Linked DNA regions of Homo sapiens: regions 1, 2, 4 and 5 are each linked to region 3. A link is a loop called in an ENCODE intact Hi-C map of the cell type or tissue named here. Cell type or tissue: chondrocyte. All regions are shown on one strand.

Region 1 (4,000 bases), 52 kb after region 3:
ACAAAAAAGTCAAATATTTTCTCAAACTCTTCTCTCATAAAAGAAAGAAGGTTTGGCTGGGCACAGTGGCTCATGCCTGTAATCCTAGCACTTTGGGAGGCCAAGATGGGTGGATCACCTGGGGTCAGGAGTTCAAGACCAGCCTGGCCAATGTGGTGAAATCCCATCTCTACTAAAAATGCAAAATTTAGCTGGGCGTGGTGGCACATGCTACTAGCTACTTGGGAGGCTGAGGCAGGAGAATCACTTGAACCCGGGAGGTGGAGGTTGCAGTGAGCTGAGATCACAACACTGCACTCCAGCCTGGGCGACAGAGCAAGACTCTGTGTCAAAGAAAAGAAAGATTTTTAGCAATTCAGTGACACGAAAGTGAAATGGTTGCAACAGCTGCCAAATTAGGGAAGATTAGCCCTTCCAAACATTAGGCGAAGCAAGATGGGACTCGTTTTAGAAGCTGCAAAGAGTTTGGATTCCCTTTTCATCTCATTATATCCACAGTTGAGAGAATTTCAGGGTGGGAGTGTATCTAAGGTTCCCCAGCACACTGCATTTCTAAGGGTACCGTGGTTCTCGGGAGACATCAGTGACCCTTCCTCCTGTCCTTCTCTTGCTTCCTTGGTATTCTCCTCACCCTTTCCTGATGGGCTGTTACTGATTCTGTCTCCATAGCTGAGCTGTAAAACATTGCATACCACGGATGACGCACATTTGCCCTGGATCCTTTTCCATCCCTCAGCAATCTGTGACCCAGCCCTTTGCCAGCTGCTTGGGAGCCAACACTAATGACTGGAAGCAGGTCGGGGCCATGAACCTCTGAGACGGGAAAACTTGCAGGCAAGAAGGAATTCCTACCAGGCAGCATAGCGCTTAGACCGAAATGCAGCTCCGCCAAAACTGGCTGATGGGGAAATGACTGAGACATTTCTCTATGTCTGAGAAACTTAAAGTTTTGTGGAGAAAGGAACTGACAGAATTTCTATGTAAAGTTGTCAGAACCAAGGGGGCTTAGGAAATCCACCTCGGTTCCGAGAAGACTCCCTGAACGGCGTGGTGGGGAGCTTTATCTTGAAAAGGATGAGTGATGGATGAGGTGGCAAGGGCAGGCTCGGAAGAGTGAGGTAGAGAGAGAGAGAGAGAGAGAGAGAGAGCAGGAGCCCAAGCTTGGGGGCTGGTCAGCAGGGAGCAGGGGAAGCTTTCAGGTACTGGGTAGGGCTAGAGGTAGGGTGACTGTCAATCAGGGTAGAAGTCTGCTTTCAGAGGGTATTCAGCATTGTATTAGGACACTTGCACTTTATACTTCAGGGAAATGAGAGTTTAAGAAGTGAAATAACAGGATCAGGTTTTCAATTCTGATAATCACCCTGGCTGCAGTACAAAGCATAGATTGGAATCTCTCTTCTTAGTGTAGTATCTGTCAATGGTGGGTGCTCAGTAAATATCTGTTGAACAAATGGTCAGTGAAGAAAGGAAAGGGAAAAAGATCCCTTTTAATAGGCTTAATGGGCCTGCAGCGAAAAGTGTCACCTATGAAACTCTCCAGACAGGTGGGGTGGGGGAATTTGACACAGATGCTGCTGCCCTGCTGCAGCTTTGTTTCATTCTGTTTTTAATTTACCGGGGCTGCAAGGGAAAGGGCGACTTCTGGGATCTCTGGAGCTAGGATGAGTCAAAGGCCTGCTGACGACATGCTAGAGCTCTGCTCCTCGCAGCACGATCAGGCAGCAGCGGCATCAGCTGGGAACTTGGTGGAAATGTAGAATCTCTGGCCCCGCCCTAGACCAACTAAGCCAGAATCTGCATTTAACTAGATCCCCAGGTGATGAGTAGGCACTTGAGGGTTAGAGGAGCCGGGTGTAGACTCAGAAGCTCCGCCCTGCAGATGAATCATCAGGAGAACCCGGAAGAAGTAGGAAGAGTGGGAGACCTGAGAAATCCGTATTTTCCCAGTCTCCTCTGCTTGAGACTGCAAGTGGGGCCACACTAATAGAAACCTATGGTTTTCTCCAAAAGCCCCAGCAATTTCATATGATTCAACCTAGTACTTTGGAGAGTCCCCAGAGTGTGACTCATGACTCCCCCTCACTCAGTTACCACATGGAATTCCCACTTTCCTGCTCTCTGACCTGGGCACCAGCCACGGCTCCCAAGGGTGCTTGCTTTACGGGGCACTCTGTCTAAGAGGTGAGAATTCTTCTGCACTGCCTTGAATGGCTTCAGCAATGACAACGATGATAACCAACAATGTCAAGAACTGCTATACACCAGGCACTGTTCTAGGTACTCTTTTGGATTTAACCTTATGAATCATAATGATCGTTACTATTTCACAGATGAAATTTCTATTTCACAGATAAAGAAACTAAAGCCCAGAGAGGTTAAGGAGCTTGCCAAGTCACAGGGCATGTGAGTGGAGTGACGCCTGCTTATCATTTGGGCCCCGGGGGCAGAGCTGCTTGATGCTCCAAGAATCACACAGAACCTTTAGCAAACGAGCTCTTTTTGTTTATTGCTGGGAGCATGAGCTATAAGCTAAAGAAACCACTCAGAGGAACTAGAGACTTATGAGTGGTTCTAAGATAAGTTAATGAGGTTAGGGCTGTGCTGCTGGGGGTGCATGTGTTCCCAGGAGCTGATGTGGCCCACTGAGTCCCTATAACCTCCAGCATAATCAGGCTCAGGCTGTAGCCCCTGCTGCTGGGGCAGACAGAGGAGTTCAGTGAAGGCTGGAACTGTCACAGGCAAGCAGCTCTGCCCGAGGAAACCTGAGCAGGATCAGGAGAAGCGGGATGAGGCCAGTGAGGAGCCCCAGACCAGGGCCACAGAGACCCCCAGGATCTACTGAAGGTGATGGAACACCCCAAAGACAATGCTGAATGTCTACATGAGGAAGTGTCTCCATCACCGGTGGCCCAGAGATAACTGAGGGAGCAATACAGGACCCGAAGGCCGAGGTCCATCCTTGGGCTATGTCCAGGAATGAGAGAAAGGAGGAGGCCCATGCCCAGAAGCGCCTTCACCCCAGGTCCGCTGTGGTCTCACGACTGAGACCCCCTGCTTGCACCCAACCCAGACAGTGCTGAGGAAGGGAAGAGGAAGCAGGAGGGGAAGCCTGTGACAGGACCAGCTGTGCCAGTCTGTAGGAGGCTGAGCTAGGATAAGAATCCTGTGGCTTGGAAGTCCTTTGCTTCCAGGATTTAGAATCTCTCAATTCTTCCAGGGCTGTTCTAACCTTACTTCTTTAAATTTATTAATTTTTTTTTTAAACAGGGTCTCACTTTTTCACCCAGGCTGAAGTGCAGTAGTACTATGCAATCTCAGCTCACTGCAACCTCCCTCTCCCAGGTTCAAGTGATTCTCGTGCCTCAGCCTCCCGAGTAGTTGGAACTACAGGCGTGCTCCACCAGGCCCGGCTAATTTTTGTATTTTTTGGTAGAGATGGGGTTTTGCCATGTTGGCCAGACTGGTCTTGAACTTCTGACCTCAAGTGATCTGCCCGCCTCAGCCTCCCAAAGTGCTGGGATTTCAGTGTGAGCCACTGGGCCCGGCCTCTAACCTCATCTTATGGGACTGTCTTACATCCTTACTTGGATGAAGAATGGAGGTGTCAGTGAACCCCTAGAGGCCAGAAGTAGGGCTGACCCTGCAGTGAGTTTCCTCAGGGCCTAGGCATGAGCCAAGGAAGCTGGCGTAGTGATGAGAGGGCACTCAGAGGGCAGGGCTGAGAGGCTGCTGGGAACCTGCTCATCCCTTCTCTCCTGGACTCTCCATCCTCCTCCTCCTGCTCCCTCAGTCACCACCCTCAGGCTGTGCTTCTCCTTAACAGGATCCTCCTCTGCGTGGTCATTAGTGGGACTGCCCTAGGGGAAGGCCTTCTTTAGGTCACACCCCTCTTTCTCCCACCTCCTGGTCTCGGGGTCACTTTGGAGCCTGTGGTCCTGGAGGAAGCTGTAGCAGCAGGGACTGAGGAAAGACTGCAAGTTCCAAAGATAACTGCATCTTC
Region 2 (4,000 bases), 94 kb after region 3:
CCTCTAGCCTAACTCACCCTGACATCTCAGGCCCAGCTACCTGACCAGCCTGGCTCAGCCCCTTCTTACTCCTGAACTGTGTGGTGTTTCATGCTCTGTCTTCTATTGTTGGTTTTCATTCTGTGTTTGCTGGTCTTGTCTCTGCAACAAGCTGTCTGTGCCTGGAGATCCAATCAAATACACAATAGTGTGCACGGAGCTCAGTGCATAGAAAATCTGCTGGAAGAAAGGGTTAGCAAGATGAGGACCAACTACCCAACTGCTCTCATGCTGGAAATCTCCTTTCTGTTGTGCTGTGCTTAATCTGCCATCTTGTTACTGCCCTTCCCTAAAGCAAGTGGGTAAAAAAGCTGGGCTGCCCCCCAGGCCTAGCCTGATGGGGAGGAATCTTTTTATTCATCACTCATGGTTCCTACTGAGCCACAGCCCAGGGCTGGCCCTACACCGCAGGGGCAGGGTTGGGGAAGGTAAAATTTGGGCTCCTGCTGCCCCTGCCTCCACAGCAGCAGGGGTCGGGTGGAGTGAAGACAGGGTGCCTCCCTAATGCCCTTCATGGGGTTGCCCAGGGTCTAAGGCCAGAGCTGTCCTCTGGGTAGGGCAGGGCTGTATTGACACTTGCTCGGTTAAGAAAACTGTATTGACATTTTAGGAAGAGTTATAGAAAAATCTCATTCTGGTTGATTCTGCCTGTGAATCACAGTGATGTGAGGCTTAACTTGTTTCCATCCACTTTAAGCCTTTTTCCTCTGGACGAAACAGGATTATCCTATTTTTCCTTTTGAACCAGGGCCTGATGACATCAGAACTTGGGCAAGCCTTCTTCTTTTGTGTACTGGGAAACGGCTGCTGCTGGCCAAAGTGTTTTGTCTGTGCTTGTGAAGGGTGAGTGGGGACAGCTGGGACCCACAGCTGGAAGAATGCAGGTGCTGCTGAGATGGGGAAGCCTGTGGGAAAGCAGGCTTGGAGGGAAACCGCACAGTAAGTTGGAGGTTTCTGATGGAGATGCCGAGTAGGCAGCTGACCATATGCACTGGAGCTCAGGCGAGAGGTTGGCTCCAGAGAAACCAGTGTGGGAGTCATCCGTGTGCAGAAGGAATTAAGCCATGGGCTGCGGAGCTGGAGAGAATAGGACGCTGGACGCTTCTGCTGCACAGGTGGGACTATGACGAAGAACCAGCCAAGGAGCCTGAGAAGGAGGGACCTGGAGGGACGAGGCACCAAGACAGAGCAGCGCCCCAGAAATCAAATGCTGCCCGTTGAGCAAGGAAGAGACTAAGATGTGGCGTGGTGACCTTGGTGGAAGCAGTTTAGTGAAATGTCAGGAAAGAAGCGAGTTCACAAGAGCAAGGGAAGAGAGGAATTGAAAACAGCACATATGAAGCCTTTTTCCAGGAGTTTTGCTGTAGAGGGAAGCAGAGATACGGGGAGGTAATCAGAGTGAATGTATGATCAAAGGAAGATTTTTGTTGTTGTTTTGAGACAGGATCTCATTCTATCGCCCAGGCTGGAGTGCAGTGGTATAATCATAGCTCACTGCAGCCTGGAACTCCTGGACTCAAGTGATCCTCCCACCTCAGCCTCCAAAGTAGCTGAGTCTACAGGTGCACACCACCACGCCTGGCTAAGTTTTCATTTTTTGTAGAGACAAGTTCTCACTATGTTGCCAGGCTGACCTCAAACTCCTGACTTCATGTAGTCCTCCCACCTCGGCCTCCCAAAGCACTGGGATTACAGATGTGAGCCACCTTGCCCAGCTGGTCACGGAGCAGTTTTCTTATCCATCATCTTTGAATCTTTGTTCTTAATGAAATTCATGCCAGACAAAGGCTCACAATCTAACCTGGTCGGAGAAAGAGGAGGGGGTGAATCAAACACCCTAGGAAACCTTGCTTTTTCTCTTCGAATCGGCCTCTTTCGCCTTCTGCTGCTGGGCGGTTTTACATTTGTGGGCTGTGAACTACCCGGGGACCAGGACCCCCGTGCTTCATCTGCAATTGCAGAATCTGGAGAAATAAACTGTCCTGCCCGAGTGATCTGCAGGAGCAAGAATCCAGTAACTCCCATCGCTTTCTGAAAGCAAAGGCAGCTCTCAACCTGCCCGCTTCCTTCCCACCTGCCACCTAGTGGCCCCCTGCAGAATGACATGGGCGGCAGTGAAGGGCTCCAGTTACCATTCGGCTCTCTTATCTGATCTTCATAGGGTATTAGCTCGGGAAGGCGCCTTAGAGACGATCTAAGCCAATCGTCTCAATTTACAGCTAAGATAACAGACCTAGAATAAAGGTATAGAGATAATTAGTGGTAGAGCTAGGACTAGAGCCTAAGACCCTGATGAGGCCTGCAGTGAGGTCCTTCTGTGTTCTCTCACTCAACCATTCAATCAACTTTCGCTATCTGCCTTACATGCAGAGTCCAAGGCTGTGCACTGCACTGCAGACGAAAGGCCCTGTCGCTATCCTTAGGAGCTTCCTGAGAGGAAGGTGGGCATGCAGAAAGACCATTACATAAAATATATCTTATTTTACATTGCATACAATGATTGCTCTATAGGAGGTAAAAATGAGGGCCAAGAGAAGCTGCCGCCAGCCTGCCTGGAGCCAGGGAAGGCTTCCCTGAGGGGTGGTGTTGGGGTGAACCTCAGGAGTACTAGTCTCTCAGGCAGGTAAGGCAGGGCAGGCCCAGGCCCAGTGGCGCCGTGTGTGGTGGTACACGGGGCAGATACTGAACTGTGGAGTTATTGCCTGAGCGTGACATCAGGGACAGACACGAAGGGGACCAGCAGCTAGGTGAGGGGCCTTGTGTGTCTGCAAAGGTGTTTGGGCTACACATCACCAAAGAATTATTAGAAGGCGTAGCATCATCAGACATATTGCTTCAATAGATCTCTCTGGCAATAGTGAGAAAGAAAAATTGGAAGCCAGTGAAACAAGAAGCAAGGAAACATCAGAATGTCACAGCAGCAGTGCAGGCCAGTGTGGGAGATGTGAGCAGGCAGCGCTGCTGCAGTAACTGGGAAGAGTCTCATATTTACGGTTGGGAAATGAATGCGTCTGGTCTGTGCACCACTGTCCGGAACACAGTCAGGCAAGCTGGCCGCGGGTAGGACAGGAGAGGAAGGGAGGAGCTGCTCAGTGTGGTTGCGCCGAGGGGCCGGTGCTGTGAGTCAGGTGGGAACGCCTGCAGGCTGCTGGGTGTGCCTGTGGCTCTGAGAGCAATGCTAGCCACAGATTCACTTTAGTTGAGGAACAAAATCAGCCAGAAAGGGCGAAAGCGGCTGTCAGAATTGACCATGCACATTGCGCCCAAGTGGCCATGCCTTTAATCCGTTGTCTTCAACAGAAAGTCCCCACAGGAAAGACCTTAGGCAAGGCAGTTCTCAGGAGCTGAACAAATCCCTATGGGGGATGACACTTGAAGGCTCTGTGCTCCCAGCAGCTGGGCGACAGTTCTTCCCTGGCAAGGGGATCTGCCCTTCCCAGGCTGGAGTTGCTGTTTCCTCCATTTACTGTCACAGTTGGGCAAGGGAGTCCCCTGTGGCGCCCAAGTAGATCAGCTGAGTACCGAATACCTTCCTTGCTCCTCCCACAGGGTGTCAACAGCCCTCTTCCTGCTGATGACCAGGGTGGATCTCCCTTGCCAGGATGGTGACTGTTCTCAACTCACCAAGGAGCCCAAAGTGCCCCACAGCAGCCATGGCTTACTGCTTAACGGGGCTCTTGCTAAGTCTCAGGTGGAAGTGTTCTCCCTTTGGGATATGGGGCTTCTAATCCTGCAGTCCACAGGCGCAGGTTTGGGAAGCCCACTCTCCTCAGTGGACTGTTGGAAGTGACAGCCATTTTTGCCTCCACTTCTTGGTTCCCTGTTTCTTGTAGTCTTTTCACTGGGGACATGGTAAAAGGTGACAACCTGCTAGCTGCCCTCGCTCGCTGTCGGTGCCTCTTCTGCCTCGACGTCCTCTCTCGCCGCGCTTGAGGAGCCCTCTAGTCCGCCGCTGCACTAT
Region 3 (4,000 bases):
GCATTCAATTCCAGCATCTGAGACAAAAGGAGAACAGGAGATTTTCTGCTTTTAAGAAAAAGGAGGTCCTGAGTGTGCTTAGCCGTGGCAAACAGGCAGGAATCTTAGGAAACCATAAAACATGTTTTTCCAGCAGTTGGCATTTGAAATGAATATGCAAGAAGCATGCCTTTGTCACGTGCATGTTCCTGGGACGTTTCATCTCCCACATCATGGAAAGCAAGGATTCCTGGGCACACACATCCCGCTACTCACCAGCAGCCTCATTGTAGTACACGTTGATTCTCTCCAGCTGCAAGTCACTGTCTCCATGGTAACTGCCTGTGGGGTCGATCCCATGCTCATCGCTGATGACCTCCCAAAACTGAAATGAAAAAAGAACCACACCATGGCTCTGCATCCTGAATGTCACTAAGGATGGCCTTGTCCTCCTCCCATGTCCTTGGAACAGGGGCTTTTGTGGTCAGACAGTTAGTAAGTGCTAGACAGAGAGCAAAGAGCTGCACCCCCTATTTCCTGCAGCAGCCGCTGCTGAGGGGCTTGAAAATCCGCAGAGCATCGGCCATATTATGGGGATAGACTGAAAGGCTGGGAGGGGCCCTGGAGGAGGAGGGGACACAGCAGATGCCCTTCTAGGGAGAGGGTGGGGAGAGTAGAGAAGTGGAGAAGGGGTACAGGGAGGCTGTGTCACCCCAGGCAGGGCTGAATGCCATTGCATCCGGGATGATTGATGGGTCGTGGCAGGCCAAGGACAGGGGGACCCACTCTGTGGCTGCCTCCAGGGATCAAGCTCTCTTGGCACAGATCCCAGGCACTCCTGCAACAGTGCAGGTTTAAGCCACCGATCTACATGCTGGCACTGACCACCGGAGGGACTGGGCGAAGGGCAGCAGGAGCCTGGGAGGGCACCTGGGCGGCAGTGGAAGGAGCTGGCCATCGTGAGGGCGCTGGCTGCATTGTGAATTTGCGGCGGGGAGGCTGGGTGGGCAACATGGCGGTTCTCAAAGAGACCACGTCCTTGTACTGGCGCCCGCCCCCACCCATGCACCAGACCCGCTGCTGCCTCCCACACAGCGGTCGGTAATTGCAGCCCCCACCCAGCGCAGTCACCTGCCGCCTCGGGGACTGGCAGCAAGACTATCGCGTTGTATGTCATCATGTCAAGACAGTGCCCGAGCAAGGGAATTTATCTAACACCCTTGCCTGTACGACCCAAAGGGACGCCTCTGTTACATCTGCCAGTCCAGTGACACTGCATGTTTTCATTCAAACCGTAGAGAAAAATATACAAATTAAATTCACATGAAGCTAGCGCAATAAATATGACCGTACCCCCGACCCAAGTTTCTGAGACAAATACACCCAGGGGAATGCCAACCGCGTCCCGCAGAAGGGCTGTGTCCCAGGGAAATCGAAAGGCCCCCGATTAAACGCACACACAGCTGCGGCGCTGCGGGCATCCTGGCGGGTCATGCAGCCTCCCGGACCCCGCCCGGCGGCCTCGCCGCGGAATGTGCCACCCGGCCAGCCCGGGGCCGCCGCGGCCTCCAGCCCCCGCCCCGGCCCCAGCCCGCACCCTCGGTCCCAACCCCGGGCCCCTCCGTGGCGGTGAGCCCACCTTGGCGCCGATCTGGTTGCCGCACTGGCCCGCCTGGATGTGCACGATCTCGCGCATGGTGCCGGCTGCGGAGCGGGTGGCGCTGGCCCTCGGAGCGGTGCGCGGCGTGGACCGGCGGGCTGGGCTGCGCAGAGACCTGCCGCCGCCCCCCCAGCTCGGTCTTTTATACCCGGGGACCCGCCCTGCCCGGTGACGTCATGACGGGCGGGGCTGTGGCCGCGGGGGCGGTGCGGCTGGGACTGCGGCACCGCGAGGGGGAGCCGGGGCGCGGTGCGAGGTGTGGGGGCGCTCGCCCTATTGCTGCTGCCGCTGGGTCTAGGGTGGGCGGCCGGCCTCGCGGTCCGGCGGTGAGTGCGGTGCCCGGGCCTCGGGCCCAGCCGCAGCCCCCTGCCCGATCCACGGGCACGGGCGACCCCTGGCGCTGGGTCCTCCGCTCACGCCGCGATCCCCACCCCGAGCCGCCCACTCTGGACCCCCGAGGGGGGCTGGGGACCGGGGGCCCCGGAACCAGGGGGAGGGGCTGCCTCGGAACAGGGTCCTCGCCTCCTAAGGACGGGAAGAGGCGTCGAGTACCCTTTGGAGTAGGGGGCCGGAAATTGAAGACCCATTTGCAGTGGGCTCTCCAGCGGGTGGCAAAGGTTTCCCGCATCCTGGGCAGGGTCCTGGACGCCGTTTGTGGGGGTGGGGTGGGCAGCGTGGAGAGGAGTGGGGGGCCGCGGGGAGCCGACGGGCAGCTGCCTGAAAGGAATGCCAGGATGGCGGGGTGGGCGGCCTTTCGCCCCTGCAGGGGAGGAAGATGGCTTGGTCGGGGGCGGGGGTTGGGGGGGCTATCAAAGGGCTGGATTTGTCACATGTCCGCTTTGGGCTCCTGCGTCCTTGTAAAGGCCTTTTAAATGTGGAAAATTCTGCGGGTGTGTGTGTGTGTGTGTGTGTGTGTGTGTGTGTGTGTCAGAGAGGAAAGACAGGAGGAATATATCTGCCACGTTGATGTGTCAGCTGATGGCCCTGCCCCTTACACCCCTTAGGTCGCCTGATCCTCACAGAAGCTGTCGGAGCTAGGCTGGCCAGTTCGGTAGACCCTAGGCACGGTGGCTGCCGAGCATTGAAACGTAGGTAATCTGAACTGAGATGGGCTGTTAAGTGTGAAGAACACACTGGCTTTTATGGGCTCAGTAAGTTAAAATAATGTGAAATATTTCATTACTGATTCTTAAATATTGATGGTCTATCAAAATAATAGTGTTTTGGATACATTGTGTTAAATGACTTGTTTTGAAATTAGAAAATGTAAAATTACATACTTGGTTTCCATTTGCTGCTCACTTACGCATATTTTTGTTGACTACCACCGGCTTCTGGTAAGCATTATTACTACCCCAATTTCATAGCTCCGAAAGCGAGGTTGAAAGACCTGACCAGCCACAAAGCTAGGAAGGGAAGGAATCTAAAGCCTTTGTATAAATAAAAAGCCCAGGTGAGTTTTAAAGGCTTGGGTGGGCTGTGGTAAGGACCTGACTTAATTATTCACAAAGATGGCCCTGCACGGTGGACTAGGTAACAGGGGCTTGGGGACTGCCTTTGGTTCCCAGCACATTCCAACTATATAATGATGATAATTACAGGTGCCTTGGAGCTGGCTTTGTGGTAGGAGATGAGAAGCCATATATGAAAGCACATTGAGTTTATGGAGTAAAAATGCCTTGGTAAAACCCAAGGTGATGGGCTGGGCGCGGTGGCTCACGCCTGTAATCCCAGCACTTTGGGAGGCTTAGGCGGGTGGATCACGAGGTCAGGAGATCGAGACCATCCTGGCTAACACGGTGAAACCCCGTCTCTACTAAAAATACAAAAAAATTAGCCGAGCCTGGTGGCAGGCATCTATAGTCCCAGCTACTCGGGAGGCTGAGGCAGGAGAATGGCGTGAACCCGGGAGGCGGAGCTTGCAGTGAGCCGAGATGGCGCCACTGCACTCCAGCCCAGGCGACAGAGCCAGACTGCGTCTCAATAAAAAACAACAACAAAAAACCCAAGATGATGCTGTCATTCCTAATGTGCACCCTACCTGCCACCTCAATAGTTGGTCTGTATCGGAGGTGGAAACTAAAGCCAGATGTCTGTGAGTAGCCTCTTAGGCCAAGTTAGGTCTTAATCACCCCAGCTTTAGGAAGCGCCCAGCATCCTCCCAGATGTAGGTAGGCAGGTGCCTAGTGCCTCTTCTCAGGGTGGGGACAGATTTCCTAGAATTTCTCCTCCTCTCTCCCCTCTCCCTGCTGCTGGGCCCCCAGTGGACAACCTGTCCCTCGGATGCTACTCCCAGGTACCCAGGGCTTGACCTCCACCTTCTCCCCACCCCCACCCCAACTCTCACATCTTGGCTCTTCA
Region 4 (4,000 bases), 590 kb after region 3:
GTGTTAGTCACTCTCCTGTGTGTGCACCAGCTGCCCTTGGGCAGCACCCCAGTCTCGGTCTTCTCGTCATCACCTCAGCCTGACCCCAGACACAACCGACCAGCAGCAGGCTCTTCGGTCACCAGCCTCGAAGGAGAGTCTCGAGGGCCAAGTGGCACTAAAACTGCTGAGCCACACTGGTTTGATTTTATTTGTGGAAATGTGCAGAACCACATTGCTTCCTTTCACCTGCTTTTATGTTTCTGAATGGAAGCCAAACTGTGTTCCTTGGGTGTGTAAACATCCTTAACAACCAAACAAAAGGAGCCTGAGAAAATTTAGATGGGGAAAGTGAAGAGCTGGAATCCCTGCCTGGAAGCACAGAAATGACGGTGCTTATTTTTTAAGCTCTAGGATTTTAGTTAAGGGCACGTCCATTATTGAATTCCCCATTCCGGCTCCCGGTGGCAACCAAGCTGGCAATCTGGATCAGCTTTCTCAGGACACTGTGGTCCTTTCTCCACGGAGACAGTTCACCTGAATGACAACGAGCGCTGATCCCTTCCCCAGGAGGGGCCGCAGCTGATTCATGAAGTGATGAATTCTGCTGAACTTACTGAAACCCACCTGACTGACAGCAGCACAACTGGGCTGCTGTTGCTCCAGCTGCTACCACCAGAGCTCCAGAGCACGGCGACAAGAACGCAGCGCGGGGCTGCCTTGAGCAGCAAACGCCTCCCCGCCCCCACTCAAGAAGTGACACTGGCAAGAGACTACAGACAGCCTGGCCTTCCTAAAATGCCAACGCTCCCATTTCCCTACTCCCCTTCAATTGTTTTTAAAATGTTTCAAATACACCAAACGGATGGGTGTATTTAATGTGGAAGGAAAACACTTTTTAAAAAAAAACTGTACAACTGTCCACTGGGACCACAGTGCAGAAATAAAAGAAATCTTCATCTTGCAATTTCTGATTGTTTTATATTCACTAAGGTTTCTCAGTTTCACAGCTGGAAACCTCAAGCTCCTGCTGCCAGCATGCCAAATTACAAATACTCAAATTTATAAAGAAAAAGTTCTGAGCAGAATCCACGCTGAAGACACTGCTTTATTTTCCAGGAACAGACAAGAACTATGAGTTTAAGAAATACTGCTTCCCCCAAAGCAAACTATTGAGTGCATCTGCGTTTCTTTCTATCCTACCTGTTGTACTCCTCCTTTGTGACTCAAGTGCTTTGGCTTCCAAATGGCTAGTGGATTCTTTCCAAATGTTGTCACCTGTTTACCATAAGCAACGATTTGAAAACTTGTTTTCAAAACTGCACTTAAATACAGTAATTTTAGATCATCTAAAACTTTTGGTTTTTATATTCCAAATATTGTTGATGGCATGACAATTCTGGGGGTTCCTGTCCGACTTGGTTTCACTGCCTGAGATCGCACGGATGAATACCGCAGGCAGGTGAAGAGGGTTGCCTATTCTGCCAAGCGAACCTGAAAACGGAAGCAGAGCCGCTTCGCTCGGGTCTTTCAGGACTGACCAGCAGGGGGCGCGCGCACTCTGCGGAAAAAGCAGGATGGCGTTCACTGCAACGCACGCTTAAGGAAGTTAGCCTCAGAGTTCACAGCCCCGGAAACTGTTCTAATTTCTGATAAATAATCACTAATACAACCTCAACTTTAAAAATTTCATCCTACACAATTTGTGACATGAGAATTTCATCCAGATGTAGCCAAACAATTAAGAATTTGAAACCAAAAAATTGGTAACACAATTGTACATAAATTCCGGTGGGCCAACTGGACACACATTTGGGGACTGAGTATCAACAGGGGGCTGCCAGCGTCACTTTTCTTCCTAAAGGAGTTAGGTCTCGAAAGCTGAAAACACAGCGTTGTATCTGTCAATTTGGGGATTAGCTGCTTTCTGCAAACACAAACACCTGATTTGTTCTTGGAATCAGAACTGAACGCGCTGGAGGCAGTACAAAAATCTGACAGTGAGAGCCAACGTTAACAAACACCGCTTCCGGATCTCAGAAACCTGGGTCCAGAGTCCCACTTTTTTGGGAATTGGAGGCTTTGGGCTCAACACTTGCGGTAACTGGCCCAGCTTCCTCCAGGGAGGACCTTGGCCATCTGACTCTAGCGGGAGGGCTTCCTGCTGCTGCAATTCTGAAACTAAAGGCAGGATGCTGGCTCGGGTGCGCTGGGAGGTCACACGTTAAAGAGCGTCCACTACCCAAAGAACAGGCCTCTCTGAGCACTCAGAGGACGCGGTTCCCACACGCACACAACAGTCGGCCCCGGGGAAATGCTCTGCAAAGTGAGCTTTAACAAACTGAGTCAAACCATAAATTACATTTATATTGTTTCCTTTCCATTTAACAAATGTGCCCATCAGCACACTACACAGATGCAGAGGTGAAGGGGGGAACGCAGCCTCATCTTGTATGCTGCACGGGAGACACACATTCTTTAAAGGTTGACTATAATACACATCTTGGAAACTAAATATCTAAAATGTTTTAGGAAAGCCTTTAAAACTTCCTAAGTACCTGTTTTCTAAATAGGCAGTCAATGCTGAAGCAGCAGCGAGTTAAGAACTGACTAGCTGGTTATTCAATGCATAACTAAGCAACCCAGGGAAGTTCTAACTCCCTGGGAACCTGAGGCTGCTCTTCGCTATCCGAGACTGACACGTTTCCACCTGTGGAGTGTCACGCAGTATAACTGTACAAGGAGAGCGAGATTGCGGCTGTGTGGACACCAGGACAGAAGGCCTCCCCCACACCTCCACGCTGCAATGCATCAGGGGCGCCCAGCGGCTGGTCCACAGCCACCTCTCCTCTACATCTTTTCAGGAGTGAAAAGCTGAGCTGAGAATGCAAGAGGAAGAGATGGAAGTGGCTGAGGAAAAACAGAACACCCGGAGGACCCAAGCTGGGGGCTGAGGGAAGTCTCTCTTCCTCCCTCTGCAGCAGTGGCTGCCTTCTGTACCTGGGAGGTGGCTCCTAGAGCGACTGGGAAAGAAATGTTTGACTTAAACTTACTGAGCTCTGCTCTGCTCTTCCCGTAATCCTGCCTTCTCTAGGCTTTTTCATTATTTTCCCCACTAAAAGCCAAATCCTCTTCCTAAATTTTAGACTCAACATTCTCCAACAGCCATCCACTTAGCCAGTCCGTCCTGCAGCATCACAGGTTCCCAGGGGGAGCAGCCCACTCAGGCAGGAAGGAAGCACTTCAGTCGCTCTTCCCAAAGCACCCATGGCTCCTCCTCCACCAGGCTGGGGATACCACGGCCAACAAGATGGGATCCCGGCCTCCTGGCACGTCATGCTAGCCAGGAGGGCCAACAGGAGGCAAACACAGACCACAGACTGTCCCCTGCCTGGCAAATCCAGGTGCCAGGAGGATGCACAGCAGGGGATCCCCCCCACACTCCCGGGCAGGAGGCGGCCTGAAGGGTGAGCGGATATAAGGGTGAAAGGGGTTGGGGAAAGAGGGAGTGAGATGGGGAAGGTGGAGGGCAGGGGTGGGGAGAGCTGAGACCAGAAAAGGACAAGCGTGGTCTCACAAATCCCGGGAAAGGGCCTTGCCCATGAGGGACAAGGAGGCAACGGCTTCCCACGGAGGTTCTGGCTACAAGAACTCTGTGCACTTGGCAATTCTTGTTTTTATTTATTTATTTATTTGAGACGAAGTCTCGCTCTTGTCACCCAGGCTGGAGGGCAGTGGTGCAATCTCAGCTCACTGCAAGCTCCGCTTCCAGGGTTCAAGTGATTCTCCTGCCTTAGCCTCCCGAGCAGCTGGGACTACAGGCATGCGCGCTACCAGGCTCGGCTAATTTTTCTATCTTTAGTAGAGACGGGGTTTCACCACGTCGGCCAGGCTGGTCTCAAATTCCTGACCTCAAGGGATCCACCTGCCTCGGCCTCCCAAAGTGCTGGGCTTACAGGCGTGAGCCACCGCGGCAGCCATTCTTTCTTAGGATCAGGCCTAGATCTTAGGATCTTTCTTA
Region 5 (4,000 bases), 74 kb after region 3:
TCGCTGCGAGCTCCCAGGAGCAACCCTGATGCTCAGCGCTGGGGGGTGGGGTTGGGGGCCGCTCAGCTCCATGCTGAGTAACTTGAGCTGGCCGCCTGCCTCCTTCATCTAACCAATTCATTTCTCAGCTTCTGTTTCCGAGCCAAATCTCCATTCAGTGCCCGGGTGAAAACGCGTGTTCAAGATCATATAGATAGATGAAAAGACCCTTTCCTCTCAGGTTTCTTTTAAAGGGGTTGGTTTGGGATAGGATGAGGCTGGAAATCATCCTTCTGAAAGCCCAGAGTGCCCTTGGGGACACTTTTGGCCCAAGATCTGCTTTCCTTTCAAGCATTTTGCTCGAATTGTCCCCACACCCCTGCCCCTTCCGGGCAGCCAGTCTTGTTAACCGGTCTACATCGCACCCCCACCCCCACCCCCACTGGAATTGTGATGCTGCACATTTTTATTTTCACAAGGAGCCGATTTTGTGTTAAAATGTTGACAACAGCCACACCTTTCCCTGAAGTCTTTCAGTTTATCTGATAACCCTTAAACAAAAAAATCATTCTTAATCCATGTAGCTCGCATAAAGAGACTGGTACCCGGCTTTCAAAGAAAAAAAAAGTCGTTTTCAGTTGGGTCCCCAGCATTTCTGTCTATTCATTATATGCAATGCGTCTCAATCTAGGTCATCGTATATCAGGCACGAAGATTTCGGGGCAACATATTTCATGATCTCTTAATGTTAGTCTTGATGATGTACTAACATTTAAAAATTTTCCCTTCCAGAGACAATTGTAGAAATATTGCTGCATAAAATACAATTCAACATTTGTTTTATACGTAATCTATTGCGTGACTGAGGTGAGCAAGATATCCCTTAAACTATTAAAATTATATTTGCTTTCACAATTTTCAGATTACTTTCAACGGCATGTCCTCAAGTGAATTTGCATTTCTCTATTACACACACAGTCATTGTTTGAAGAAGTCTGATAGAAAAGAGGCTTTATATAGTAGTAAATTTTTAAAGCACTGTTTTCATAATGTAGCATATATTTTTGACACATTTATTGAAATTACTAGACATTTAGCATTAGGGTTCTTCACTGCTTGCCAGGATTCACCGCTTAAAACCCCAAAAACCCAGCCCGCAGCCCCCATAGCTGGCTCTGCAGCCGAGATGCACGCGGTTTCCTAGGCAACCGACACTTAGCCAATGAATGAAGAGGAGTTGAAAGAAAGAGACTGCAAATCCATCATTATTTCCTTACACACACACACGCACACACACACACACACACACACACACACACATCACCTCTTCTCATAGCTCTCCATTTAGAAATATTGGAAAGCTACCAATCCTAGCATTTATGTAAAAGAGCCAAATGCCCGGGGCATGGGGGCTAGGAAGCGGTCGCAGCCCCATACTGTGACTGCGGAAAGGACACAGTGGAGGAAGCTCCCGGGATCCGCCAAGATCTGCGCCTTCTCAGCTTTGTCGCTCCCCAGTTTCTATTCCATTGCCCTCCCCCTTCCCCCCAGGCCTTCCCTCCTCCGCCTGGGAAGCCAGCGGCCCCGGCGGAGCTGCCCGGCACTGTTTAGTCGCAGGGGCTGCGGGGTGGCAGCCTCAGAGCCCTGTCCTTCCGCAGCCGTGGGCCCCGCAGGGACCAGCCAAGCAGGGCAACCAAAAGCTGGAACCAGCAGCGAAAACCCCGAGCCCACGAACGCAGCGCAGTGCGGGAACACTTGCCCTTTGTTCCTCAGTAAGGCCGGGTGTTTTCGCATCCCCGGAGGTTGTGAATTTGAGTTATAATGGCCTCGGTCGGGACTGAGAGAGCCGAGCTTCCACGAGAGAGCTTTGCCTGCTTTGTCCTACAAATCGGCGGAGGGAGTAGCATCCTGGCTTTTCTAGGGCGCCATTTCCCTGCTACAGGCAATCTCCCCTCCCCCACGCTGTCAATGATTTGTGGGATTCTTAGGCAGGCGGGGCAGGCCGAGCCCAGGGAATGCACGCTGAGTCCTAGACACAGAGCCAGGCCGGGTGGAAAACAAAAAGAGAAGAAGTGATTATGAAATAATAAGACGGACCGTGTGCCCCTTGCAAGGTGCGGCCTGCGAAATCAACAGACTTATAAATAAGGTCTGGTGGAAGCGCAGGAGCGCACGCGGGAGGCTATGGCGGGGGAACCTCTGTGAGTTCCGCGGCGGAGGCTAGAACATCGCTGTGGCTGCGGGACCCTCACCCGGCGCTGAAAACCCTCCACATCAGCTCCTGCTCGGAAATGTCTCCGCAGCTCACCAGTGCTTTTCGAAATCTGCCCAAGACCTTTGTTTGCCATTTAAATGAAATGAAAACGTGCGTATCCAGGTGGACACATCCATGCAGCAACACCCCTGCCTCTGGGCTCTAGATGCTTGGTGGGCGGGCAGTCACTGTGGCCACACTGCAGAGACAGCAGTGCAGTTTCCAAACGGAGTTCTTTGGGCTTCACATGCCCAGCCTGCTTCTTTTTTAAAATTTCTATTTTAATTTTAGATTCAGGGAGTCCATGTGCGGGTTTATTACGAGGGTATATTGCATGATGCTGAGCGTCCGGGCTTCTATCGACCTGGTTACCCAGATAGTGAACGTAGTACCCAATAGGGAGTTTTTCAGCCCTTGCTCTGCTCCTTCCTTCTCTCCTTTTGGAGTCCTCAGCGTCTATTGTTCCCATCTTTTTGTCCGTGTGCACCCAATATTTAGCTCCCACTTATAAGTGAGAACATGCAGTATTTAGTTTTCTGTTTCTGTATTATTTCGCTTAGGATAATGACCTTCAGCTGCATCCATGTTGCTGCCAAGGACGTGATTTTGTTTTCTTTTTTTTAAGGGCTGTGTAGTATTCTGTGGTGTGTGTGTACCACATTTTCTTAATCCATTCCACCATTGATGGGCACCTAGGTTGATTCCATGTCTTTGCTATTGTGAATAGTGCTATGAGGAACACAGGAGCTCATGTGTCTTTTTGGTAGAATGATTTTTTTGGGGCGGGGGGTATATACCCAGTAATGGGACTGCTGGGTTGAATGGTAGTTCTATTTTTAGTTCTTTGAGAAATCTCCAAACTGCTTTCCACAGTGGCCGAACTAATTTACATTCGCACCAACAGCAAATAAGCATTCCTTTTTCTCTGCAGCCTTGCCAATATCTGTTTTTTTTTGTTTTGTTTTGTTTTTACTTTTTAATAATAATGACTGCTGTGAAGTGGTATCTCATTGTGATTTTGATTTACATTTTCCTAATGATCAGTATGTTGAGCATTTTTTTCATGTTTGTTGGCCACTTGTATGTCTTCTTTTGAAAAATGTCTGTTCATATCCTTTGCTCTCTTTTTAATGGGGTTATTGATTCTTTTCTTGCTGATTTAAGTTCCTTATAAATTCTGGATATTAGTCCTTTGTCTGCGGCATATTGCAAATATTTTCTCCCATTCTGTAGGTTGTTCATACATCTCCATCAACTCTGTATTGCTTATAGTATGTGGTCCAAACACTTATCATACAATTCAGGTCCTTCAGTCTGGACATTACCTACCTTTCCAGTGTTATTTGCCACCCGTCTGGTATATGCAGTCCATTCCAGGGGACATTAACCTGCACACTGATCTCCAAAAAGGACATGCTCTCTGAAGTTTCTGAGTCTCTGCTCACACTAATCCATTACCTGGAATGACCCTCTCTGCTTCCTCGCCTGGGGCATCTCACTCATTCTTCATGATGCAGCTCATCTATCTGTGATACGTCCCACTAGTTGCCAGGAGCAATGGACTGCCTATGCTCTATGCCCCCAGTTTGCATCATAGGACTGGTACAGGTTTTGCATTTATTACATCAGAGCAGTGGTGTAATGAGTTTTCATTGTATATCTCTATTAACAAAAGAAAAAGGAGGGTATACATTCCCAATATATGTATATTTATTTATTCTTAAATTATATATATTTATTCTTATAAGCTAATATTCCAAGGCACAA

The links. A loop is a pair of places that touch in the nucleus more often than their neighbours do. Peaks named below come from ENCODE experiments on the same cell type or tissue, not always from the same donor. Only the 100,000 strongest peaks of a DNase experiment are listed, where the experiment ranks them.
Region 1: a loop joins it to region 3, with 4 times the contacts of the local background. A loop is called at or near these places in 20 of 110 quality-filtered maps.
Region 2: it touches region 3 in a loop (3-fold over the local background); 64 of 110 quality-filtered maps call a loop at or near these places.
Region 4: it touches region 3 in a loop (1.8-fold over the local background); 2 of 110 quality-filtered maps call a loop at or near these places.
Region 5: a loop joins it to region 3, with 3.0 times the contacts of the local background. A loop is called at or near these places in 41 of 110 quality-filtered maps.

What each region holds. Positions count from the first base shown.
Region 1 is chr6:3,207,562-3,211,561 of GRCh38, forward strand. No RefSeq gene overlaps it. Among named protein-coding and RNA genes, the nearest start is that of LINC02525, 14 kb to the left of the region's middle. RefSeq lists enhancers at 1,487-2,686, 1,634-1,928, 1,929-2,018. In chondrocyte, a CTCF peak has its summit at 1,735; no DNase peak of the experiment used is centred here.
Region 2 is chr6:3,249,513-3,253,512 of GRCh38, forward strand. No RefSeq gene overlaps it. Among named protein-coding and RNA genes, the nearest start is that of PSMG4, 7.4 kb to the right of the region's middle. RefSeq lists a silencer at 1,963-2,257 and an enhancer at 3,003-3,297. In chondrocyte, CTCF peaks have their summits at 2,132 (motif pointing left) and 2,364; no DNase peak of the experiment used is centred here.
Region 3 is chr6:3,155,789-3,159,788 of GRCh38, forward strand. TUBB2A (tubulin beta 2A class IIa) reads right to left here and starts at 1,756. Exons shown (of 4, transcript NM_001069.3): 1 at 1,619-1,756; 2 at 256-364. The coding sequence starts at 1,675. LOC105374889 (a long non-coding RNA gene) reads left to right here and starts at 1,913. Exons shown (of 2, transcript XR_926395.3): 1 at 1,913-1,965; 2 at 2,644-3,648. RefSeq lists a silencer at 1,638-2,097. In chondrocyte, CTCF peaks have their summits at 1,898 (motif pointing right) and 2,101; DNase peaks (open chromatin) are centred at 594, 1,074, 1,528 and 1,859.
Region 4 is chr6:3,741,041-3,745,040 of GRCh38, forward strand. All of the region lies in intron 1 of PXDC1 (PX domain containing 1), which reads right to left. Among named protein-coding and RNA genes, the nearest start is that of PXDC1, 8.7 kb to the right of the region's middle. In chondrocyte, a CTCF peak has its summit at 1,539 (motif pointing right); DNase peaks (open chromatin) are centred at 1,521 and 3,321.
Region 5 is chr6:3,229,819-3,233,818 of GRCh38, forward strand. LOC100422781 (a long non-coding RNA gene) reads left to right here and starts at 1,585. Exons shown (of 2, transcript NR_147505.1): 1 at 1,585-2,344. RefSeq lists an enhancer at 1,982-2,764. In chondrocyte, no CTCF peak of the experiment used is centred here; no DNase peak of the experiment used is centred here.